Regions from separate parts of the Homo sapiens genome. Here region 2 is linked to region 1. A link is a loop called in an ENCODE intact Hi-C map of the cell type or tissue named here. Cell type or tissue: PC-9. All regions are shown on one strand. Each heading gives the region's core, and the rest is flanking DNA. Links, peaks and the distances in the headings are about the cores only. Region 1 has its middle 33 kb from the start of LMLN-AS1. Region 2 overlaps LMLN (leishmanolysin like peptidase).

Region 1 (4,400 bases), core at 88-4,087:
GTAGCTGGGATTACAGGTGCCTGCCACCATGCCCAGCTAATTTTTGTATTTTTAGTAGAGATGGGTTTTGCCATGTTAGCCAGGCTGGTCTCAAACTCCTGACCTCAGGTGATCCACCTGCCTTGGCCTCCCAAAGTGCTGGGATTACAGGCATGACCCATCATGCCTGGCCTGTAATCTTACTTTTTAAAATCAATAAGACCACCAAGAGAAATGAGAAATTTACTAAAAGAAGTCCTACCTTAATTGTCATTTTGAAGATGATTTTAAAGTACTTATTTTTAGGTTCCAAAATTTGTTGTTGAATGCTATGCATAATAAATGTAATAAATAAAATTACTATTTTAATAGTGACATGAAAAATATTTACCAACTATGTTAAATTCTTAAAGCATTTCAGACAATATCAGAGCTAATATCAGAACTCTAATGTCCTATACACTTTAAAATTTTAAGCTCTATAAACTTACTAAGCTTCTAATTAAAGAAGAAAAACATGAAGTACTCATAAACTGAGAGAAGCATAGCTCAGTAAATTAATTCTAGTTAGCTTAACATCCTGGAAAGTGTCCTGCACTCAGAATAAGTCCTCACTTTGTAACCAATAGGTATTTTGTTTTCAGACCAGTTGCTTCTCTTAGGCTCCATGGCTTTTTCTAAAAAATAAGGATTTTACTACCTTACTTCACTAGGCTGTTAGGAGGATGTAATGAGATAACATGTTTAAATATTCAGAGAAATAGTAAAGCAATGGAATAATTTATTCTTGAACTGTATTGCTGAAACAATTTTGGAATCTCAAAACCTGATGGGTGTTTTTTCATAGGTTCTAATATTTGAATGTCACAGTTTTCAGAAAATGTTATTAAGTGCTAATTTTGGTTATTAGTTCTATTCATTGTGGCTTGTAGTTCAGAGCATTTTAGCTAATTCATAACTTGTAACTAAATTTATATATAAATATATTATTATCTCATTAAAATAGATTACCTAATTGTTCCCTATTACTGAGCTCATCAATCACACCAAGGGCAGAAAACTAATAAATATCAAAACCTGGCTTGGACAACTACCATTCCTTCTCTACCTCCTCAAACTCAGAGCCAGCAGGTCTGTGTTAGAGGCTGCGTCTTCTTGGTCCTCTCCAACTGACATACAAGACAAAACCTGCTTGTCTTGTTTTTCGGTTCCATGAAAGAGATGCAAGTTGACGTTTCCTCATTTCCAAGTCATGGACTAACAACATGTTTGCATGTAACATCCCATATGTTACTCAGCGCTGTTCTCATTTCACAGATCACCTTACGTGAATACTTTTATAATAACAGTAACAACAATTTCAATATTGGATGTCTCCTGTTTTGGTCTGACTTGCACTGTTTCCTTGGAGCTAGTTAACAAATAGTCAAATGACCTTCTGGGGACTGTGCAAAATGTGGAATGCTTGCTGAATTTGTGTGCCATCCTTAGGCAGCAGCCATGCTTATCTGCTCTGTGTTGATCCAATCTTAGAATATACGCTGCTGAAACAAGCATAAAGCCCTGTTTTATACATGGATACTCATGAGTCATGGATGAGGCTTAGCTCTGTTAAATCCAAATTACCTAGTTTATATACGATAATTCTATTGAATGACTTCCTGTGAGGTAGAATTTTTAAATATTTTAAAAACTTGGGGTAGAGATGCAAGTAGCCTGAGAGATTTTCGTTGTTATGGAAACATGTTACTTGAGGGGCCAACTGCAAGTTGGTGCCCACTACTCTATTGCAGGATAATGTGGAACCTTCTGCTATCTAACAAAAGCTGCTACACAGGACAGAAAAAAGCCTCAAGGTACAGACGTGATAACAAAAGGGAAAGGGACCTCTGATCTCTTCCTGCCACATTATTTGAATGTCCCTGACTGCTGAAGACAATCCCAACTAACATTTGCTAGAGAAAAGATGAATACAGGTCTCAAAGGATAACTTACCATCAAGGTCTAGGCTAAGCCTAGCTAAGAGGTGGGCAACAAATAAGGTTTTTAGTGTTAGGGGAGGGTCAATTTACTCACTATGTGTGTGGGTAAAGCCAGGAGGCCTCGCTGCCAGAGCAGTGTGCTGGGAACAACGGCTGAGCATATGTACATGAACTAAAAAACACTGTAGCTGTGAGCTTTGTGTGTGAGTCACCACAAAGACTGAAGGGTCTGAATCAGTAAAGGCATCACTGTAGCTGTGAACTCTGTGTGTGAGTCACCACAAAGAGTGAGAGGTCTGAATCAGTAAAGGCATCCTGGTGGCAAAGGTTAGTCATTACCAGATCGCAGGACCAGTTACAATGGCAGCAATACAAGTGAATCAATGGAAACAGAATATTTAGAATGGCCTTTTCCCCCTATCTTCTGACTTGTAAAGCAAGATTGTCTTCCTTGGACTTAGGGAACCCCTTAGCTTTTTGAAAAATTCAAAGGATGAAGGCATAGGAGATAGCCCCAGGGGACAATCCAAGACTTTCTGCTAAACTGGACATTTCAAGACCCAATAACTAATTAGAAAAGTCAGGCCAGGCATGGTGTCTAGCAGTTTGGGAGGCTGAGGCAGGAGAATCAGTTGAGCTCAGGAATGTGGGCAACATAGTGAGACCTTGTCTAAAAAAAAAAGAAAGAAAGAAAGAAAGAAAAACAAGTAAAAATGTGACGTTATTTATATCTCACATATAAGGTTATATATAAGGTTATACTTGGAATAAAATGAACACTGAGATCCCTGGGGATAAAGGTCTTTAAAAGTCCTGAAAGAATCTTGCACTCATTGCTACTTCTAACTAGTCTAGCTTTCTGTGTGATTTCTGGCTAAACAATGGACTAATCACCAACAGCAGGTGCACTTGCCTGGTTCTTCACTAAAAATGCCACCATTTACTGTCTCTTACAAATTACAGCAAGCAAAAGTGGTGTATTTCCCTCCTGTAAGAAAGCAAAAACAATGTGCAATTCACAAAATTACATATTTCTCAATTGAACTAAAAATCTCCTATATGATGCTATGAACTTAAACTTACAATATAGCAAGTAAATGCGGAGCAGTCCCTTCCTTTTCACTCCTCTGTGCTTTCCCACACACTGCCTTGCAAACACCCCTCCTCTCCCTCCCCACGTTAACTTTGATCATCTCCAAAACTGACTTTATTTACCAGTCCTGAAAATCCTTGCTTCTATCACAGCATTTAGCACAATATGTTGTAATTATTTCACTGTTTCCCACTGAAACCAAGAGTTTCTTGAGGGCAAGGGCTGTGTCCTTTTTCTCTACAACCCTAAAACCTAATACATAGTAGCAAATGCTTTAGGTTTTTAAAATAAATTAATGATGAAAATTATTATCTTTAGAGCAGTGTTTCTTAAACTATCTTCCAAGGAATATTTGTTTTACCAGAAGAACTGTACCCCAACAGAAAGATGCCATGATCACCTGCATTTGAGAAGTATTACAAAACTGTATTATATGGTCAACAATCAAGAAATCCCTTCAACTTTGCCTAATTCCAATTTGACAATACTTTTTGTGGCAAACGTTAACATTTTAGGAACTAGAGTTTCAGGGATACAGTTGCCAGAACTTCCCAGTTCAGGTGGAGGTTTCCTCTGGGTGGTACAAACTTGCTTGATTTACTTCTGTAAATGGTGTCAGGATCCAATGTCAATGTCAGGCACTCCTGATCCGAATGGGTCACTAAGGAAATGAGCTCTGAATTAAGAGAGACTGGCTTCAATGCACTTATTTTCATTATTATTAAATAGTCCATGGGATTTCTCCTAATACAAGAGGATAGATTTTTATCTTAACTGTTAGAAAGCTCAGTATATTCTGTGTAAGAGAGACAGGTTAAAAGTGTTTGAAAATAAATATTAAAAAAGCAAAGCTCAGTAAGAAATTTTATTCTCAATTATAATGATAACCCTGGGATGCTAATGCAACTTTACTTTTTAAATCCATTTGTATTGGTTTCCATTCAAATTGCTATTTAACATTTTTTTTTTACTTTAGGCAAAATGTAAATCAGAAATAAAATTACAATGGCTTATCAATAAAAGTTTTAATATTGATGTATATGGCTTATTTCTAGCATAATAAAAGCCAATAAGTCACTTGCATTTTTAAGGGACATTGTTGAGAAGCATGACATAATGTTTGCAATATTCATAAACTAGCCAACTCTCACCAGGAATAACCTAAAAAGGCTTCCAGGCATTCTTATGAGCAGATGACTACTTGTGGTATACATATAAAAAAGAGCTAAAAAAAACTTTTGAATTCTAAACTTGAACCCCATAATTGAGGGATTTATAAACTATAGACTATATATTATAAACCAATATACACTGTCTTGAAAATCTTGAAATCTTTATGAAAATAT
Region 2 (4,400 bases), core at 202-4,201, 54 kb before region 1:
GACTTCTCTCCACCCTTCAGAGCCCCCTAACTAGTCTGACTTCTCTCCACCCTTCAGAGCCCCCTAACTAGTCTGACTTCCCTCCACCCTTCAGAGTCCCCTAACTAGTCTGACTTCTCTGTACCCTTCAGAGTCCCCTAACTAGTCTGACTTCTCTCCACCCTTCAGAGTCTTCTTTTGTTTCTTTAATTTACAGTGTCTGGGTTTTTAGTTGTACTTAGAAGGGGGAATAGAGAAAAGCACATCTAGTCCATCTTCCAGGAATTAGAAGTGGTACTGATATTTCTATTGTTATATTTAAAAAAAAATTCCCCTGGTGGGCCGGGTGTGGTGTGGTGGCTCATACCTGTAATCCCAGCAGTTTGGGAAGAGGGAAGATGGCTTGAGCCCAGGAGTTTGAGACCAGACTGGGCAACATGACCCCATCTCTACAAAGTAAAAAAATTAGGCTGGCATGGTGGCGTGGCCCTGTAGTCCCAGCTACTTGGAGGCTGTGGTGAGAGGATCCCTTGAGCCCAGGAGGTCACAGCTGTGGTGAGCTGTGAGCATGCCACTGCACTCCAGTGTGGGTGACAGCAAGACCCTGTTGCAAAAACAAAAAAAAAAAAAAAAAAAGGAAAAGAAAATACTATTCTCATCTTTTCTCACCTAGGTTAGGTCATAAAGCAATTTAAATCACTTGTAGTTTCTACTAAGGAGTCTGACCTCTGAGTTGTAACCCTAATGTGAAGATAATAGGCAGTAGCCGGAAGCACCGGCAACCACTCTGGGTGTCCCCAGCTTGTTACCCCTGCACTACAGGTTGACCTGCCAGTTCTCAAATTTTGCTGCTTATGAAAATCGTCTACAGAACTGGAAAAACTCTCCATACCCCAGTTACTAATTAAGTCATGACTGTGCTGAGAGCCGGGCACTAGCATTGTGTGAGTTTGTTTTAATAAATTCCCAAGTGATTTTATGTGTAATGGAGTTTGGGAACCACTGTTCCGGTGTGTCAAAGGAAGTATGTAACTCACACTGCAGCTGCAAGAGCTTAGGGAGGTTTTTGTTTGTTCACTTTTCTGTTAACAGTTGCAACTCTGTTTATTCCCCTTTTGGTCCCAATTATAACATCACCTAAGACCAGAAACAGAAGGGACTTCTACTTCTTTATTCTTAAAAACTAAAACTGTGGGTCCCCTGAATTCTCTCCTGTCCTTTGATTCTTAAGCCACTGTCAGCAAGGTTTTTTTTTGAAGTCCAAATAGTAAATATTTTAGGTTTTGAGGGTTATTACAGTCTCTGTCACAACTACTTACCTCTACTTTTATACAGCAAGAGGCAAAACAAATGGGCATGGCCATGTTCCTGTCATCTTCCCCATCTCTACAGAAAGTAAATGAGCATGGTGGCACATGCTTGTAGTCCCACTTGCTTGGGAGGCTGAGGTGGGAGGATTGCTTGAGCCGAGAAGATCAAGGCTGCAGTGAGCAATGGTTGTGCCACTGCACTCCAGCCTGGGCAACGAAACCCTGTCTCAAAAACAAAAAATCGACAAGGAAAAAAAAAACAGGTTGTGGTCAGGATTTGACCCAAGAGTTGAGTTTGCTGACCCCTGTCACAGTCATTCAAATGTCCCACTTGTGAGGCATTGAAATTCAGAATCATTTACAGGATAGAAGCCATCTTCTGACATCACAGACCCAGTCTGCCTGTATGTATGTTAGAGATTCCAGTGTGGCTGTTCTCAAGCACTTCTGGGCTTCGTCATTTGTGACTCTTCTCCATTGTTGGGAAACCAGGGTGAGAAGGGATTGGTTGAGTGAGCGTAGGCAGAGCCATACTTCTTTGAATCACTTGAATCTACACCTACTTAAAGTAAGGTTCTTTCTATGTTCGAAGCAACTAAAACTGATAAATCGCCCAACTCCTCTGCCTAGCTCATTTGGTGTTAATATTGGCTCTAGAGCTATACTGTCTAATATGGTACCATTAGCCACATGTAGTTAAACTTATATTTAAATTAAAGTTAAATACCATTTAAAATTTAGTTCCTCAGGGCCAGGCATGGTGGCCCATGACCGTAATCCCAGCACTTTGGGAGGCAGAGGTGGGCAGATCACGAGGTCCAGAGATTGAGACCATCCTGGCCAAGATGATGAAACCTGGTCTCTACTAAAAATACAAAAATTAGCTGGGTGTAGTGGGACACACCTGTAGTCCGAGCTACTTGGGAGGCTGAGGGAGGAGAATTGCTTGAACCCGGGAGGTGGAGCTTGCAGTGAGCCGAGATCGCACTACTGCACTCCAGCCTGGCGACAGAGCAAGACTCTGTCTCAAAATAAATAAATAAATAAGTTCCTCAGTTAACTAGCCACCTTTGAAGTGACATACATGATTAGTGGCTACCATATTGGGCAGCACAGATGTACACCTTTTCCCGCTCTCTTGACAGTGCTTCTCTGGAATTTGTAAGCCATGAATCTTAGACAGCTCTAACTTTGGAATGTTTAAAATCACTAAGTTTTAACTTCTTTTTTCCTCTTTATTCATTTAGCCAAAACTCATTTTATATAATTTAAAGTAAATATAATATGCCTTTTGGTTTTAGACAAAAAACAGAAATGACTTTCATGGTATCAAGAAAGTAACTGATTAACAACTATTGGAACATGAGCTTCCATATTCATTGGAAGCTTTATCATGGGAAGTTAAAATATTGCCTTATATGAAGATTTTACGAAAATGGTATAAACAGCGGAAATCACATTTATTGAGTAGCCTGCATGTGCCAGGCACTGAGTGCTTTGCGGTTGAAGCTCAGGAAAGTTAAGTAAATTCCACAGAAGTGTGGCTGGTGCTGGTGTTTGAACCCAGACCTGTGTGACGACTTCAAAGCCTTTGCTTTCCTGTTAGGCTGTGCTGCTTCCCATTTGCTGAAGACTGTGGCAAGTATTTTACGTGTTTCATCTTAGGAAGCTGTAACTCCCTAAAGATGTATGCTGAGACACCATGTTCATTTAAATAAGACAAGTCATCAATTTTCCTTAAAATAAGAAATATTTAATACAGGCTTTTTTTTCCTTAAGAAATATGTGGAAGAAGAGGAAAATTGTCAATAATTCGATTACAATTTGTTAGACCAGTATTAATAGGATTTCTATTATTTAGGAATACTGAGATTTTATCTATGAAGCTGCTATTGTGATATTAATATAATTTTTATATCGTCAACTGTCAGTTTGATGACTGCTAAGAATTACAGGTTTGTTTGAAGGTTATTTTTGCAAGACAGTGCAACAGATTCTGATATCTTTTGATAATTTACATGCCCTTTTTTCAAATTATACTTTCAAGATTACATTTAATGGAACAGAACAAGTTGATAACAATTAGGAATATTCACACAATCTTTATTTTGCACAGGAAAATAAGATTGTCTGGTGAAGGTGGTCAGTTAAACAAACTGTCAGATTATTGAGCAGAGAAAATTCCACTCTTTGTAGCTGCAGGGCAGAGGGGACATTGCCTCCATCTCTTTCCAAGAATCCCATTTGTTAATTATGAAGGTTTGTATTTTTAGGCCAGGATCTGGAATTCCATTTGTTGGCTGTATAATGGACTTGCAGTATTTTCTTTAAAGTTTGATACCATGGTACTTCTCTTTGTTTGCAGGAGACAGATGCTGAGCCCTTACTGTGACACGCTCAGAAGTAACCCACTGCAGCTAACTTGCAGACAGGACCAGAGAGCAGTTGCCGTGTGTAATTTGCAGAAGTTCCCTAAGCCTTTACCACAGGAATACCAGGTAGAACAGGGCTGGGGCACAGTTTCAGGAATCAGCTTTTCAAAAGTAGTCTCCATTTTAACTAAAAGAGTAAATTCTCTTAAGATTCTTAATTTATAAGGCCTTGTTTGTTTTCTGTAAGTTAGAAAAAAATGGAATAATGCTTCCATTTCTTTAAAACTAATGTCCTAATTGATAGCACTTAGTTAAAATCTAGCAGTGTCTTATAATAATGGCAAGAATAATTTGAATATTTGATCTGTTTTTACCTGTTTATGTTTTCTAATTGTTTCCAAAGCCTTGCTATTTAAATTCCTCTAATTTACACAGAAAAAGAAATCTTTAAAGAAAATAACTTAAGTACTCCAATCCAGTTAATTAGAAGACTTGGAAACCCTGCTTTGGAAAAGATTTGATTCATGGGATCTGAAAGATTAAGGAAATGGTCCCACATATCTTGTCTGGATCTCTGATTTGACCTTTATGTTTCTTTTTATCTTTTATCTTTTTTTCCGAGACCGAGTCTCACTCTGTCGCCCAGGCTGGAGTGCAGTGGTGAGATCTCAGCTCACTGCAGCCTCCCCTTACCAGATTCAAGCGATTCTTGTGCCTCAGCCTCCCGAGTAGCTGGGTT

What was found. Hi-C counts contacts between places; a loop is a spot of excess contacts. Peaks named below come from ENCODE experiments on the same cell type or tissue, not always from the same donor. Only the 100,000 strongest peaks of a DNase experiment are listed, where the experiment ranks them.
Region 2: a loop joins it to region 1, with 2.3 times the contacts of the local background. A loop is called at or near these places in 1 of 110 quality-filtered maps.

Annotation. Positions count from the first base shown.
Region 1 is chr3:198,069,882-198,074,281 of GRCh38, forward strand. It overlaps the pseudogene ANKRD18DP and the pseudogene RNU6-821P. Among named protein-coding and RNA genes, the nearest start is that of LMLN-AS1, 33 kb to the left of the region's middle. In PC-9, for the core only: CTCF peaks have their summits at 2,285 and 2,485; a DNase peak (open chromatin) is centred at 2,220; H3K27ac peaks cover 1,470 bases.
Region 2 is chr3:198,015,599-198,019,998 of GRCh38, forward strand. It overlaps LMLN (leishmanolysin like peptidase), which reads left to right. Exons shown (of 17, transcript NM_001136049.3): 13 at 3,655-3,787. Among named protein-coding and RNA genes, the nearest start is that of LMLN-AS1, 22 kb to the right of the region's middle. In PC-9, for the core only: no CTCF peak of the experiment used is centred there; no DNase peak of the experiment used is centred there.